Regions from separate parts of the Mus musculus genome. Here region 2 is linked to region 1. A link is a contact called in ENCODE Hi-C or POLR2A ChIA-PET data. All regions are on one chromosome and are shown on one strand. The core of a region is the stretch at or near the end of the contact, and the rest is flanking DNA. Distances in the headings are between cores, read along the strand shown. Region 1 holds the start of Pax2 (paired box 2). Region 2 has its middle 30 kb from the start of Slf2.

Region 1 (6,283 bases), core at 3,473-5,972:
GCAAGCTCCAGAGCTGCTAAGCCGCTCTCCCTCCCTAGGCATCGGCGTGAAGGGAAAAAGGCCCTGTGTAGCTGAGCAGAGACTCCAGAGGATGCTTGACTAGGGTGGGAAACAGGCAGAGTGGCTGAGTATGGACAGTGGCTAGAGCAGGCATCCCTGGGAGTGGAAGGCTGGTTTTCCACGTGGGAAGCAGAGAAGGACCCATGCTGGGTGAGCTGACCCCACCCGAAGCACAGAGTTCCTATGGAACCTGGACCCTCCTGTAGTCTTCCCAACGCTGCCGCTGACTTTTCTCATCTTGGGACCCTCTTCCTCCAACCCCATCTACATTGATTAGCTGGGGGGGGGGGGGATACCTCCTTTTCTGAATGTAGCTGCCTTCTCTTGAAGGGCCCGGGAGCTGGGTTACGCTAGCCAGACCCTATTCCACCCTCATTCCAAGTCCCAGCCATTACTTGAACGCCCTTCTCGAAAGGGGCAGCCAGCCCTTTAGATCCTTCAAGCCCTTTCCTTTCTTTCCTGTCTGGCACCTCGACTTTTAACTAAAACCTCAGCAGGGAAGGGAGGCAGCACCCGGCCCTCACCTGCCCAGGATTTTGCTGACACAGCCATGGCTGACCCGCAGCTGCCGGGAGATGTCACAGGGCCGCACACCCTGGTGGGCCAGCTCCACGATGCGCTGCCTCACCACGTCGGGTAGGGGCCGGCCGTTCACAAACACCCCCCCGAGCTGGTTCACACCCCCGTGCCCTGCTGGGGAGAGACAAGAAAAAAACACAACACCCCACACACAGCAGGGACCGGCCATTAGTCAGGGTCCGAGGCCCGCCACGTGCGAAAGGAGCAGGCAAAACTAAGGGGCATATCCCAGGACTGGGGGAGAAAGGTGGCTTGGTGGGCGGTCCGGATAGAGGATTATCTATCTTAGAACCCCGGCTAGCTGTAAGCTCGCACAAGCTGAGCTAGCGAAGAACCCGCCTCTCACACCAGTGTGCCGCAAAGGAGAAAGTGAGGGAAGCGTAGAGAAGCCAGGAGAGGGAGAGCAGAGCTGAAAAATGGAGAGGAATAAACGACAAAGGGGAAATAATGTTAACGGGGGATGACAGTAGAGATGTGGGGAAAAGAAGGACCGGACGGGGACAGCACTGCTGCGGACTAGAAACCCGCCTGCGCCGCAGGTTTGGCGCGGCTTGAGTTTCACAAGGGCTGGGAGCCAGATGGATTTGGAGGGTCGGGGTCTTCTTGACTCAGCTCAGCAGAGTCTTCAGCATAGAGGGAGACTAAAGCCAAACACATCCCGTTCACCTTCGCTGCCTAACTCTTCCTTCTCCCCTTGTACCTACTTCTAATTGTAATCATACTGTTTCCTCTTTCCCTGTTTTTCATTTTGTCTTTATCAGGAGTTCTTTCTTCCCTTTATGTTTTTGCTCTTCAGGTGTTTTGTACAATATTTTCCCTCTGCACCTCTAATGTCTATGGTGGAAAGAAATCCTGGTGGATAAGGAGCGGCAGAAGAGGTGGTGGTTCGGGATCGGCTGCGCTCAGAGACCGCGAGGCGGCGAAGATTCTCGCTCTTCCCGGCAGCCGCTGAAAAACGCCGGCTGCTGGGGTTCGCTTGCCTTCCATGCTGCACAAGGCTAGCCTCTCCCCCCACAGTCTCCCCTGAAGGTGGCTTGGTAGGGACCGCACCTGCGGACTTAGGACTCCGGGACTCCGCATTGCCAGTCTAAGCCAGTTCGGGACCCTCTGACCTTTCTCAGACCTCGGCAGCTGCCTACCAAACCCAACAGTAAGGGCGGATGCTCTGGCGGCCAGAGCAGAGCTCCTGGTTTCCCGTCCAACTGGGCGAGGGCTCCCAACCTGGAAGCCAAGAAGGCCCCCGGGTGTCAGGCTCAAGGCCGCTGCCGGGTGCCCCATTTTCTACGGCCTAAAGCAGCCCAGAAATCCTGCACCTAGAGCGATTAACCTGCAGCCGCAATTACTCAGCAACCCAGCCGCAGAGGCTTCTAGCGGCAGAGTCAGGCCAGACAAGGTCTACAACCTGCAGCCACTGCTCCGTGGCCTCCAGCGAGTTTCGAAGAAAGCGGGCGCATCTCGTGCCCTCTTTAAATCTCTCCCATCTTTTTATAGGGAGATAAAAAACAAGCTTGGGAGAAGAAACCCCTGGACAGAGGCCTCTAATCCAGTGGTTCCGGGAGGCCAGAACCTCTTATCTTACAACCCCCATCCCTATGGTCTCCCCATCTTTGGTCCCACTCCCCCACCCCTCTGCTCCCTACAAACCCGGACCATCAATAATTTAGGCCCCGGGAGAACTCGCGTTACCGGTATGAAAAGGCGGCAGCTGCGGGCAGATTAAAGATGAATAATTCAGCCTCACCGGGCTCCGGGCCCGGCCCCTCTGCCCTAATCTATGGGGTGGGGATTGCAACCGGGCACCGCTGGAGTTCAGGGCGGATGGGCTGCGGAGGATCTGTGCGGAACCGGGCCTAGAATGCGCAACTGCCGCTGGCGCAAACCCGGGCTGTAGCTGCTCGTCTCGCCGGCCCGTGCAGAGCCTCTCTCCCTTCCTTCGACCACCTTCTGCTCGCTTTTCTCCCCTTTGGGTTTCGAAGAGGTTCCCCGTCACTGGCCCCGATTGATGGGTCCAGGAAGCAATCCTCAAAAACCCCCGAGTGCTGCAGAGGCAGCAGGGCTGAGGCAGAGACCGGCCGCCTGGATGAACCTGCTTCATTCCCTCCGAAAAAGAGCAAGGCTTCCCGGCCGGCTGAGAGATTCGCAGCGACCCGAAGTCTCGCGTTTGGGTTTCCTTTACCTAGAAATTATTTAGGGAACTATATTTTATTGCAGGTGTTTTTTTTTTTTTATAGTCCCGTGAAGCTCAATATGTGCTTAGGAAACAAACAAAACACGGCTCCCTCTTGGATCGCGTTTTAAAGCACAAATCAGGCTAGGTCTAAAAGTTACCTTGTGGAAAGTTACAAATTATCCTTAATTATTAATCTATAGATGGGGAGGGCTTTTCTACTTAGAATATTATTTATCTTTTTAAGCAAGGGGAGATACCTGACAAATAGTTTTCGGAGCTAAAGAGCCGTTATGAATTAGATGCATTCAAATATCATTATGATATTTCCTCTATTCCTATTTTCTTATTTCTCTTCCCCAACATCCTTTTAATTTTCTTTCCTTGATTTTCCCCCCTCTTGGTTTGATTTCTCCTTCCTTTCTCCTCAGCCTTGGCATTTGTCTTTCTTTTGTTCTTTCCCTCTGATTATATCCATTCTTGCTGACCCCCTGGCCAGGGCGCTGGCTGAATGGTCCTCAACAGTGAGTGGAGACAGGCAAGGAAGTCTCTCGAGTGTACAGCATCCAGGTGCTGGCCTGGATGGCTCTACCTCTCTCCCTGACTTTGATTTCTTCTCAAAATCCTTCATTGTTTTTTTTTTAGAATGATCACTTCCCTAGGCAAAGTTAAAAAAAAAAAAAAAAGTGACCGGCCACTCTCCTGTTCCTAGCTAAAAGGGAAGGGAAGGGGGGGGGGAAGAGGTGAGGGTGGGAGAAAGGGTGGGACGTAGCAAAGCAGCCCCCCAGGAAGCCTTAACTAAGCCGAAGGGAACAAGAGGCGCCGAGAGCTTAGGCTCAGAAGGGGGTCACACCCCCAGGATCTTAGGCATAATTGTCCTGACACCAAGGCTGCCCAAACTAGGAGCCTCCTCACGATTACCCACAACTCTAAGTTTGAGGAAGGTAAAGATGAGGGAGGAGAGAGAGAGAGAGAGAGAGAGAGAGAGAGAGAGAGAGAGAGAGAGAGAGAGAGAGAGAGAGAACAGCCTGAAAACTACTGCCAATTAGTCCTTTAGTCCAGGGCAAAGACTGACTAGGGGGTGGGTGGCTGGAACCTGGGCCCAGGGTTATGGATCCCGAGAGGTAAGGAGGAGCAGGTGGAAGGAGCCGAGGGAGGTGAGACACTAGTGAAGGTAGAAAGGCAGGCAGAACCGTGAGTATGGCGTGGCAAAAAGCAGAACGGTGGCTGAAGGCGTGAGAAACACTAGGTAAGAGAAAGGACGAAAGGAGGGAGCAGGGAAAGGCCAGTGTGGCCTCTAGGGTGAGACCTGAGCGCAGGGGGCCGGACCGCGCTGGGGCTACATGGGGTTGGAACCGAGACAGGAGCCGGGCGCCGGTACTCACGGTGCATCGCGGAGAAGGGGTCTGCTTTGCAGTGCATATCCATCGGGAGGCAGAGGAGCGGGAGCAACGCGGCCGCCGCCGCCGTGTCGCCTCTCAAACTCAACTTCAGGACTTGAGGAGAAAAGGAAGGGACGGTGGGGGAGGGAGAGTGAGCGGGCGCCCGACTGCTGGGGGGCAAGCGAGGGCGGGGGACGCCGCGCCGCGCTCCACGCCGGGACTCCTCCGGGCCCGCTGGGGTTTGCGACCGCAGAGGCTGCAACTTGCCACCGTTGGGGCACGCGGCTGGGCAGTCAGCAACGCAGCCCCGGGGCGACTGGCTGGACCAAGGGGCACTTGGGGCGCATGGCTCGCGCGCCAGCTGCGGCCAGAGCTGAGGCCGGGTAGGGAAGACGGCTCACTCAGCTCCCCTGGAACCCGGTTGTCCGAGAGGCTCTGAACCAAGAGAGCTCAGGGCGGGGGCGGCCCGAGGGCGCCAGGAGGGGAGCCGGGCCGCTCCAAGTGCCGGCGAGTTGGCGAAGTTGGCAGAGAAGTAGCAATCCCCGGGATGTCCAAGCGGGCGCCCGCGGGAGGGGAGCGTGCGAGCCGGCCCCCGCCCCCGGAAAAGGCAGGCGCACGCCGCGGCGACCGAAGGGCCAGGAGGGAGGGAGGCAGCCTAGGAGCCGAGCGGCGCCCGCAGCGCTGGGCTGGCCCCAGGTGGGTTGCGGCTGCAAGAAGACTCGGCCGGAGACTGGAGCCTGGGCTCCCGGTGTGTGTCTCTCTAAAAGCTGCAAAGCCCCCTCCAGACCCCCTCCTCCTCCCCGCGCCGGGAGATGGATGACTTGTCAGACAAAGGCAATAGATTCCACCACTCTGTGATTCGCCAGCGCCGGAGCCCCGAGCTTCGGCAAGGAGGGCCCCGCGCCTGTCACTCCGGTGCTGGCGAGGGGAGGGCCCGGGAGGGGGGGGAAACGGGAGGGAGCAGCGGGTGAAGGAAGAGGGAGGGTGAGGAGCGGGCCAGGGGGAGGAGGAATGGGAGCCCCGGATTAAAACTACACTGAGAAACGAAACTCGCCGAGAAGATAAACGTTAGATAAGGATAAAGAGCGGCCAGCCTAATGAATATTCAGGCAACCACAGAGGGCCTCCGAGCGCGCGGCACTCCGAAGCCAGGCTCTCAGTCCTAACTCGCCCAGCCCTGCCATCCACCGGCCAATGCCCGCAAATCCCAGACGCCCGCGAGTCCGCAGCCCCTGTCCTAACTCGGCTACCCTTGCGCTGAGTTCCTTTCCGTTTCTCCCTGTGTCTTCCTTCCTCTCTCCCTTTCCCTCTGGTCCTTCCCTTTCGCCTTTTCCTCCTGTGGTACCTTCCCATCCACGCACGCATGATTCTCATTCCGGGGCAAAGTGCCCAGCAGTTTGTCCCCTCCCGTCCCACACGCGGTGGCGCGCACCCCCTCCCCGGAGTCTGGGCAGTCCAGACGCCTGGTTTGGAATCAAGCTAGAGGCCTCTGGCTAGAACCCACCTGCCTTGGTGGGACCCAACGGATGGTAGGAGAGCCAGGGAACTTGGCACCTGGACCCTCGGGTAGCTAGGGAAGGGACTGTGCCGGGAGACGGTGCGCAGCGGCTTGTCCGCGGCAGTGACAGAGGATGCAGAAGCCCAAGGCGGGACCAAGGCGTTCTCTTTCCCCGGCTGGGGAGAAGAGGAGGCTATGAACGCGACTGAGCGCCGCCCGCCGCCAGCTCTGCAGATCCCGAGCGAGCGCAGCTGGCGCAGCACGCCGGCCTGGCCCGGCTCCTACCAGAGCCGCTGGCCCAGTCTCTGCAGCCTGGCCCGCACTCGCTCCCTTGTTCGCTGGGGTCTTCTCGCACGCACTAAGCGAGAGAAGCCCTTTGTCTCCTAACTGGTTAAGTACAGAATATCCAGGAGATCTTTATGAAATATTTTCCCTAGTCTCATAAATCATCTTGGCACTTCAGCTGATGTTTTAACTCACCCCCCCCCCCTTTTTCGCTCCCTCCTCCCAGGCTTCCCTGGGTCTGAAAAAGGGCGGCTCCAGGAAGCTCAAGCTGAGAAACACAGCTTTCTTGCCCGGCGGACCCAAGACTCCTTG
Region 2 (7,014 bases), core at 2,990-5,489, 140 kb before region 1:
CAGGTTTTTTGGCTTTCCCCTCAGTTTCCTACTGAAGTACTTTCTGAACAGTCTCAACCTTGTCTGGACGCCAGAGATTTGCCCAGCTTTGGGCCAAGACAGGGGGCTCCAGGGCCCCTGCACATTTAGCAGGATGGGGCTAGCAGCTGTCTCAGCTGGATTTGCATGAAACAGCTGGTGGAGCCAGGGCAGAGAGAGGTGAACTCTCCAGAGAGGAAGAAAGTTGAGAAAGAAAAAGATGGAAGCAGCTGCAGTTGATAAGGTCTTCCCACCTGGACCCTTCCACGAAGAGGCTGCTGGGGCCTTTCCATGGTAGGGGTGGCTGATCTCTTCCATCACATAAGATGCTGGGGCCCTTCCAGTGCAGGGGCTGCTGGGGCTCCAGCTCTCTCTGCCTGGCTTTAAGCAGAGAATAAGCGAGCAAATAAGTTAAAGTGAAGCACTGTGGGCCTTAAACAGTGGCTGGGGACGGCGTCAGAAGTGAGGCTCTCAACTGGAGGCAGGGCAGATTTGCAAGGCTTAACAGCACCTGGGGTGTGTCTGGGTGTGAGGGGGGTGGTGGATTACACCCCTGCCTCTAGACCACGACTGTTTGGGGGGTTAGATCCAATCAGGGTACATGACATTCAGCTGAAACAGGAGAGAAGTAGAGGAATTTGGGCCTCCTCTGTTACTTCAGTAACCTGGAAGTATCTCAGAAATTTGTGAGTGGTTCTGGTTGTGCCCACTTGGAGCCTCCTTCCCCATTTCTACCTGTCTTACATGGGTGAGCAGTCATCTTTATTTTTTTCCACTTTAGAGGTGACATGGTAATCATGGGGAGACAATGAGGACTTAGCTTGTTGCTAGCTCGCCCTTTGGAAGGAAGGTTTGGAGGGTGTCAGTTTCCTCAGAAGTTCGGTGGGAGGACCTCTCTCATGTCCCACTAATACTCTGCAGTCTCAGGCCTGGTTCCTAGGCAGCGGTGGTTAAAGTGAAATCTTGATTCTCTTAGTAACTTGATGGCTTAGTTTAGGCCTCAGGTTGCTGTTCCATGAACTGCCTTGAAATTTAATCACCCAAATTTATTTCCTAGTGTGTTTTTCACAGTCTCCTCCTCTAAGCCCATTAGTCACCATCCTGAGACCTGACAGAGCAGTTATTGAAGGCCCCTGTAGTTCTTCACACTAGATTTAGGGGTGTTGGGCACTCTGCAGGCCGGCTCAAACTTGAGTCATGGTTGGGTGGTCTTCCCCTCAATCGACTGTGAATCTTTTCCGGGTCATCCTAGAGGCCCACAGGGAGAATACCTATCTCCTATCCTTCCTTCAACAGAGAGGTGGCAACTACTTCTAGGACCAGTGTTCCCAGGCTGGGAATTATGTTGTCTTCTGTTCCTGGTTATATCTCTTACATTGCCATCTTCAGTGTCCCTTTTAATAAAATGGAGAGAATATACACTTAAAAAAAAAAGTCTTACTTCTATTTTGAGACAAGGTCTCCTATATCCAAGGCTGTCCTCAAATTCCCTACGTAGCCAAGAAAGACCTTGAACTTCTGGTCTTCCTGCTGGGAAGTGCTGGGAATCCCAAGTGCTAGGATTCAGGCCACCCCACCATATATGGTTTATGTAGTCCTGGGGATCAAACTCAGGCTATATGAATATTATGTAAGCTCTCTACCAACTGAGCTACATCCCTAGCCCAAGAAAATATACTTTTTTCTTAAAAAGTGGGGTACAGAGACCAGCAAGATAACCCAGCAGGCAAAGATACTCACAAGCCTAGAGAACCAAGTTTGATACCTGGGACCCACAAAAAGGTGGAAGAAGAGAACCATCCCTTCAGAATTGTCTTGTGACCTCCATATATGCATGCCAACACACACTCCACACCAATCATAAATAAAAATTTTAATAAAGGGGTGCAAAACTAAACCAAACAAAAAGGGTGGTAGCATAGAGCCTAGCATGGCAGAACAGGATACCACAAATGTTAGCTCTCTGCTCTTTCACTTGGACAAGACCTTTCTCCTGGGATCTTGGACATCTTATTCATCTGTTTGGAAACATCTCTATAAACATTCATTTCAAGAATAGCTCCATAAATCAAGCGTTTGGCTGTCTCCTTCCAAGTGAGGTCTCTCCAGAGTAGAAGCTGGGAAGCAGCACGGTTGCAGGCACTAAGCAACAGATGGAAATACACAGCCAGCTGACAGGGACTCTGTAGAAGAGTCCTGACTGTGTGGCCTCCCCAGTCTGTCCCCTCCCTCACCCTGGTCTGGACACTCCTGCTCTGTGCCTGGCTGGCCTCCAGTAGGGCGTGACTCCATAGGGCTTGCTCCTCTCCCGCAGCTATGCTGGACCAGTTAAAGTTTATTCTGTAGAAACCTCCACCAAGAAGTCAAAAGATGAGTTTCCTGCTCTTAATAGATAATTTTTATTGGTTTTGCAATAAACGTATGAAATAGAAACAATAGCAATAAACCATCCCAACAAGAAATCGAAAGGCTCAGGCCTCCAAAGCCCTTCCTGCCTCTTCTTAATGAGTCTCTAATTTATAGAGCGGCCAGTGGGCCTACTTTTCTTTCCCGAAGCTTTGCAAAGTCTTCCATCTTGGAGGCCGGGGTGCTCTGGGTCTGGGTAGACTCATTTCCATAGGATTGCTGTAATGAAAGCTGAGACCTAGCAGAGCCAGAAGAGAGGATGTGGCACTGTCCCAGGCTGGATCTAGTCCTGTTTCTTCTGACATAGAGGGCCTCTCCTCTTTGGCTTCATGTTTGTCCCCAGAGAGTAGAATGGGAGAACAATTAAGTTAGGGTAGGAACTCGTATGGAAATAGCCAAGGGCCACAATTTAATTTAAATAAAAATGACATCTATTTAGTTTTTAATGTGTACGTGTGTACACTCACTCATGTACACACACACACACACACACACACACACACACACACACACACACATATATACATCTCTCTCTCTCTCTGTGTGTCTTGAGGAGGTACACAGTGCAGGTGTAGAAGTCAGAGAATAGCTTGTGGGAGTTGGACCTCTTCTACTGTGTGGGTCCTGGGGAGCAAACTCAGGTCATCGGGCTTGGCAGCGGGAGCGGTTACCCAGTGTGCCATCTCTTCAGGCACCACAGTTTAACTTCCAGAGAGCAGAGTGATGGGGGTAGGCATAAAAGACACCCAGAGGCTTAGCCAGGGGTTTTCACCTTTGAAGCCTGTACCTTTTGGAATGTGTAGAATATTTTCAGTTCAAGGTGTGAGTCTCTTCTCTCAAATCAGCATGCTGAACAGCACCAAGAAGAGGAAATATATTGATGTCTTTGTAGCTACTAATGAGACCTCCTCCGGGCATTTTTGGGGGGCGGGTGTGTGTGTGGGGGGTAGCTCAAGCAAGCTGGGAACCCTGGGTCTCTGCCCCACGGGGAGTTTACTTACTGGGTCACTGGCAGTGTCCAATGAGTGATAGCTAAAGTCAGGACTGTTTGCCCTGGGGCCTGAAGCTCAGGGAACAGGTTGCTTGTGTTCCTGATCATGCCTCAGAGGAGGTACAGGCCTCCTCAGGGCTCATGAAGAGAGGAGGGGAGGGGGAAAGGGAGGGAGAAGGAGAGGGAGGGAGGGAGGGAGGGAGCTAAGTGGGGTTTCCAATCCCACCCTTCAGGGACTGGATAGCTCAGGGTCTGGGTGGGTGGGAAAGACCCTGGCAGTCCGTGATGATGAGAGGGCACAGATGGTCTTAACTGGAAATAGTAATGCTTTCATTAATCATGGCTAGATTGATACTCCAAATTCCTTCCTGCTTGTCATCCTCTTCCGGTCCCTTCTTGCACTCTGGGCTCCTTCTGCCATGCTTTTGGGAGGTTGGAGTTGGGGGTGAACCTTTTCCGGGAATCTGTAGCTGCACCCCAGCTCACCCCCCTCACCCCACTTCCCCCCTCCTCAGTGGGCTCGAAGGAAAGACCGCTGACTTTGCAACCCACAGGCCCAGAATGTCCCCATCTATGGCACGCTGTTATGCTTCGAGGACACAGGACTATGAACTCGAAATTGTCTCGCCTTTGTCTCCTCCTGGCAGGTCTTTAGAGCTCGGGGAAACAGTGGAGCGGTACAAATCGCAGTGGCGTGGTAAAGCCCCCCTTACTCCTGATGGGCCTGCCTGACTCATATCCGTTTCCCTGGCAAAAAATAAGTTTTTGTTATTGCTGGCTTGGCAGAAGCACGGAAGAGTGCGCGAGGATCTACTGCCCCATGCATCACTGGCCAAATTGCCTGAGAAATCCCAGCTCCAGAACTTTTCATCGTTGGCTGTGATGTACTGAGCAGAACGGCAGCTCCATTTCCCCAGCGTGGCTCAGCGACGCTGGCACTTAGCAGATCCGCTCTGCTTGCAACTCCCAGCAAATATGGCCTTTCCTCTCCCTTCCCCTCCCCGTGGCCCTTTTTGCCCCTCACCCTTTATCTTTCCCATCCCCCTGTCTGCTCATCAACCCCCTCCCTGCTTCTACCCAACAGAGCCATAGCTGGAGAATCAGGAGGAGGCCCACAATGTCATTTCCCCATCACTCTGCAGACGATTCCACACTAATGTTCTTTTAATGCTGTGATGCTGCACTAATTAATAAGCATCCTGCACAGAGGCCTCGCTCAACTCTCCTCCCCTCTCCTCCTCTCCCCTCCCCGCCCTTCCCCAGCAGCCAAGGAGAAGGCCTCCTGCCTGACATCCTGGCAGGCTGGCAGCAGAGAAAGGATTTCACTCCTCTACCTGAGCTGCCTGATATTGCTATGAGAGATAACTGTATACGAACCAATAATCTAGCCTGACAATCCAATTTACTGACCAATAGCGCACAATCCACCATGTCATCGGCCGTGGGGAGGCCCATAAATTAGTTCCTAGTAATTTATTCTGATCAATAGAATGGGCAAAGTCACTTGTCTCTTTAATCAAAGGCCTCAGAGATGTCAGTGCGGGCTGCTGTGTGGGAGGGAGCCAGGGGGCCGTGGGTTCTTGGCACCACACCCCTCACCCCTAGCTCCCAGAGCCCGGCAGAAAGCCTCTAAATAGGGATGGTATGGGAGCTATCTGTGGTCCGGGCTGCCTATCTCAAGCAGAAACATGCTCTTCAAAGAAGCCAAGGGCAGGGGTGACCCAGATTGTGGTAAACAAGAGTTGTGCTGACTCAAAGGACATCATATCTCTTTGGAATGTTTAGAATCTTCCTCCCTATCACAGGAAGCCCCCAGTCCTTGTACTGGCTGTAAAGAGAAGATTCCCAGGCCGTGGGAATGTGCCTTTCCAAAGCCTGCTATGTAGATATTTTCCCACCAGGCCTTTGGAGGCTTAGCAGGACAGAAAACGAACTCTGAACTTCAGTCTTTCTCTGGGGCACTTTGCATCGAGAGAGGAAATCCACAGAACACAAGTTATCTGCCTTATCTGGCCCTAAGAGAGGTCGAGGTTCACACTCCAGCCCCAGGATGTCACACATTCTTGAGAGGGCTATTACCTGAGACATTCTTACTTGCCTGTTAGAGCAACAGCTTTCAGCGCCCACCCCCCCTCTTGGATAGCTCATGCTGTCATCAGCCAGGAGCCTCAAGCCCCCTCCCCCCCATTCTTTCATGTGAGGTCTAAAAATTTCACAAAGGCATGGGGGAGGGGGAGCACTCTTGTGAAATCTGATCAGTAGGGAGGCTGAGACAGGAGGATTGAGATTAAATATTAATTTATAAAGTAATTCTATATCATTTGATTAAGTTACTAAAGCCTCGTACTCTTCTGAAGTAGATACTGTTATTAGTCCCACTGAGTCAGAGTGTAAACAGCTTGCCCCAGGCCTCACAGCTAGGATCTGGTTGAGCAGGAACTGAAAGCCAAACCCTCTGGCTCTTATCCATCAGGCTAACGTGGAGGCAGAGGGAATTTCCCTCACCCCATCTCTGCAGGGTCAATATTTTAGTCTAGGAAGCAAACTGACAATAAACACCCACGGAAGAGATGCAAATGTATTCCAGGCACAAGAACAAGAGGCAAAGAGAATCTAAGGTTAAAAGAGGGGGCCAGATTGGGTTGGGGAGACTGATGGTTTCAAATATGCAGAACCCACAGGAAAAAAGCCACCCATAGCACCGATGCAACCCCAGCACCCCAGGTATGTGTATGGGGAAGAAACAGGAAGATTGCGGAGGTGTGCTTGTGTGAGCGATTGCCTGCGAGGATGACCATGCACCATGTTCCTGCCTGCGGAGAGCAGCTGAAGACTCTGAAGCAGGTGAAGACATCCAACCCAGAGGCATCAGAGCCCCTGAAATTGAACTACATTTGTGGGTGCTGCAAATTGAACCCTGCAAAAGTAGAAAGCACTCTCCTCTCCTGAGGTAGCTCTCCAGGCCCTCACTGGGGCTTTCTGGCCCCCAGCCCAGCAGTTAGTCTCAGTGAGAGAGAGAGATCCTGTCTCAGGGAGTAAGTTAGAGAGTGATAGAATAGGAGGCCTGTCATTGTCCTCTGTCCCCAGCCCCCTTCACAGGCCCACACACACTGAGTTCCAGGGGACAGAATGGTTTGATGCACACATACTAGTTATTTCTGCCATGGGGCCAGGGTTGGCCTGGGACTTCCTAGGTAGTTTAAGGCATACCTTGAACTCCTGACACTCCTGCCTCTGCCTCCTATATGATAGTATTACAGACATGTGCCACCATGCCCAGCTTACATTTACATAAAATATAATTAGCAAATGAATCCGTAATATGCTTAGAAGAATACTGACACAGAGTAAAGGTTATTTGAAGTGTTTTTGGTATAAACACATTCACAGCGATCAAGGGACAACATTACTGGGACTCTCTGAAGATACAGCAAGTCCTTGAGATGCTCTGCCTCCCCTTCACTCCTTGTCCTCCAAATAGATAAAGAATGGTCAGCCTCTGCTATCTCCCTGGAGTAGAAGAGAAAGTTCAAATGCTTCTCCCAACGTGTATTCCCTCTTCCAGGCCCTGGGGGAGCGCCAGTGCATTGGCCTTGGGG

The links. Hi-C counts contacts between places; a loop is a spot of excess contacts on that map. ChIA-PET counts read pairs that join two places held with the same protein, here RNA polymerase II (POLR2A).
Region 2: a map of mouse trophoblast stem cell shows a loop between it and region 1 (2.6-fold over the local background). The contact joins the enhancer-like site here to the promoter of Pax2 in region 1. A Hi-C loop is called at or near these places in 14 of 37 maps with a recorded cell type or tissue (ES-E14, Patski, adrenal gland and 5 more). POLR2A ChIA-PET finds 5 or more read pairs at or near these places in 2 of 5 experiments (Patski and embryonic stem cell).

Annotation. Positions count from the first base shown.
Region 1 is chr19:44,755,345-44,761,627 of GRCm38, reverse strand. Pax2 (paired box 2) reads right to left here and starts at 4,722. Exons shown (of 10, transcript NM_001368747.1): 1 at 4,192-4,722; 2 at 585-753. The coding sequence starts at 4,234. RefSeq lists promoters at 4,260-5,534, 4,260-6,283, 4,260-6,283.
Region 2 is chr19:44,897,721-44,904,734 of GRCm38, reverse strand. No RefSeq gene overlaps it. Among named protein-coding and RNA genes, the nearest start is that of Slf2, 30 kb to the left of the region's middle. Within about 2 kb of position 4,239, at least 1 of the 3 ENCODE cell types and tissues checked has a DNase peak (open chromatin) inside an H3K27ac peak, as active enhancers do; it is heart, where a contact is called at or near this core.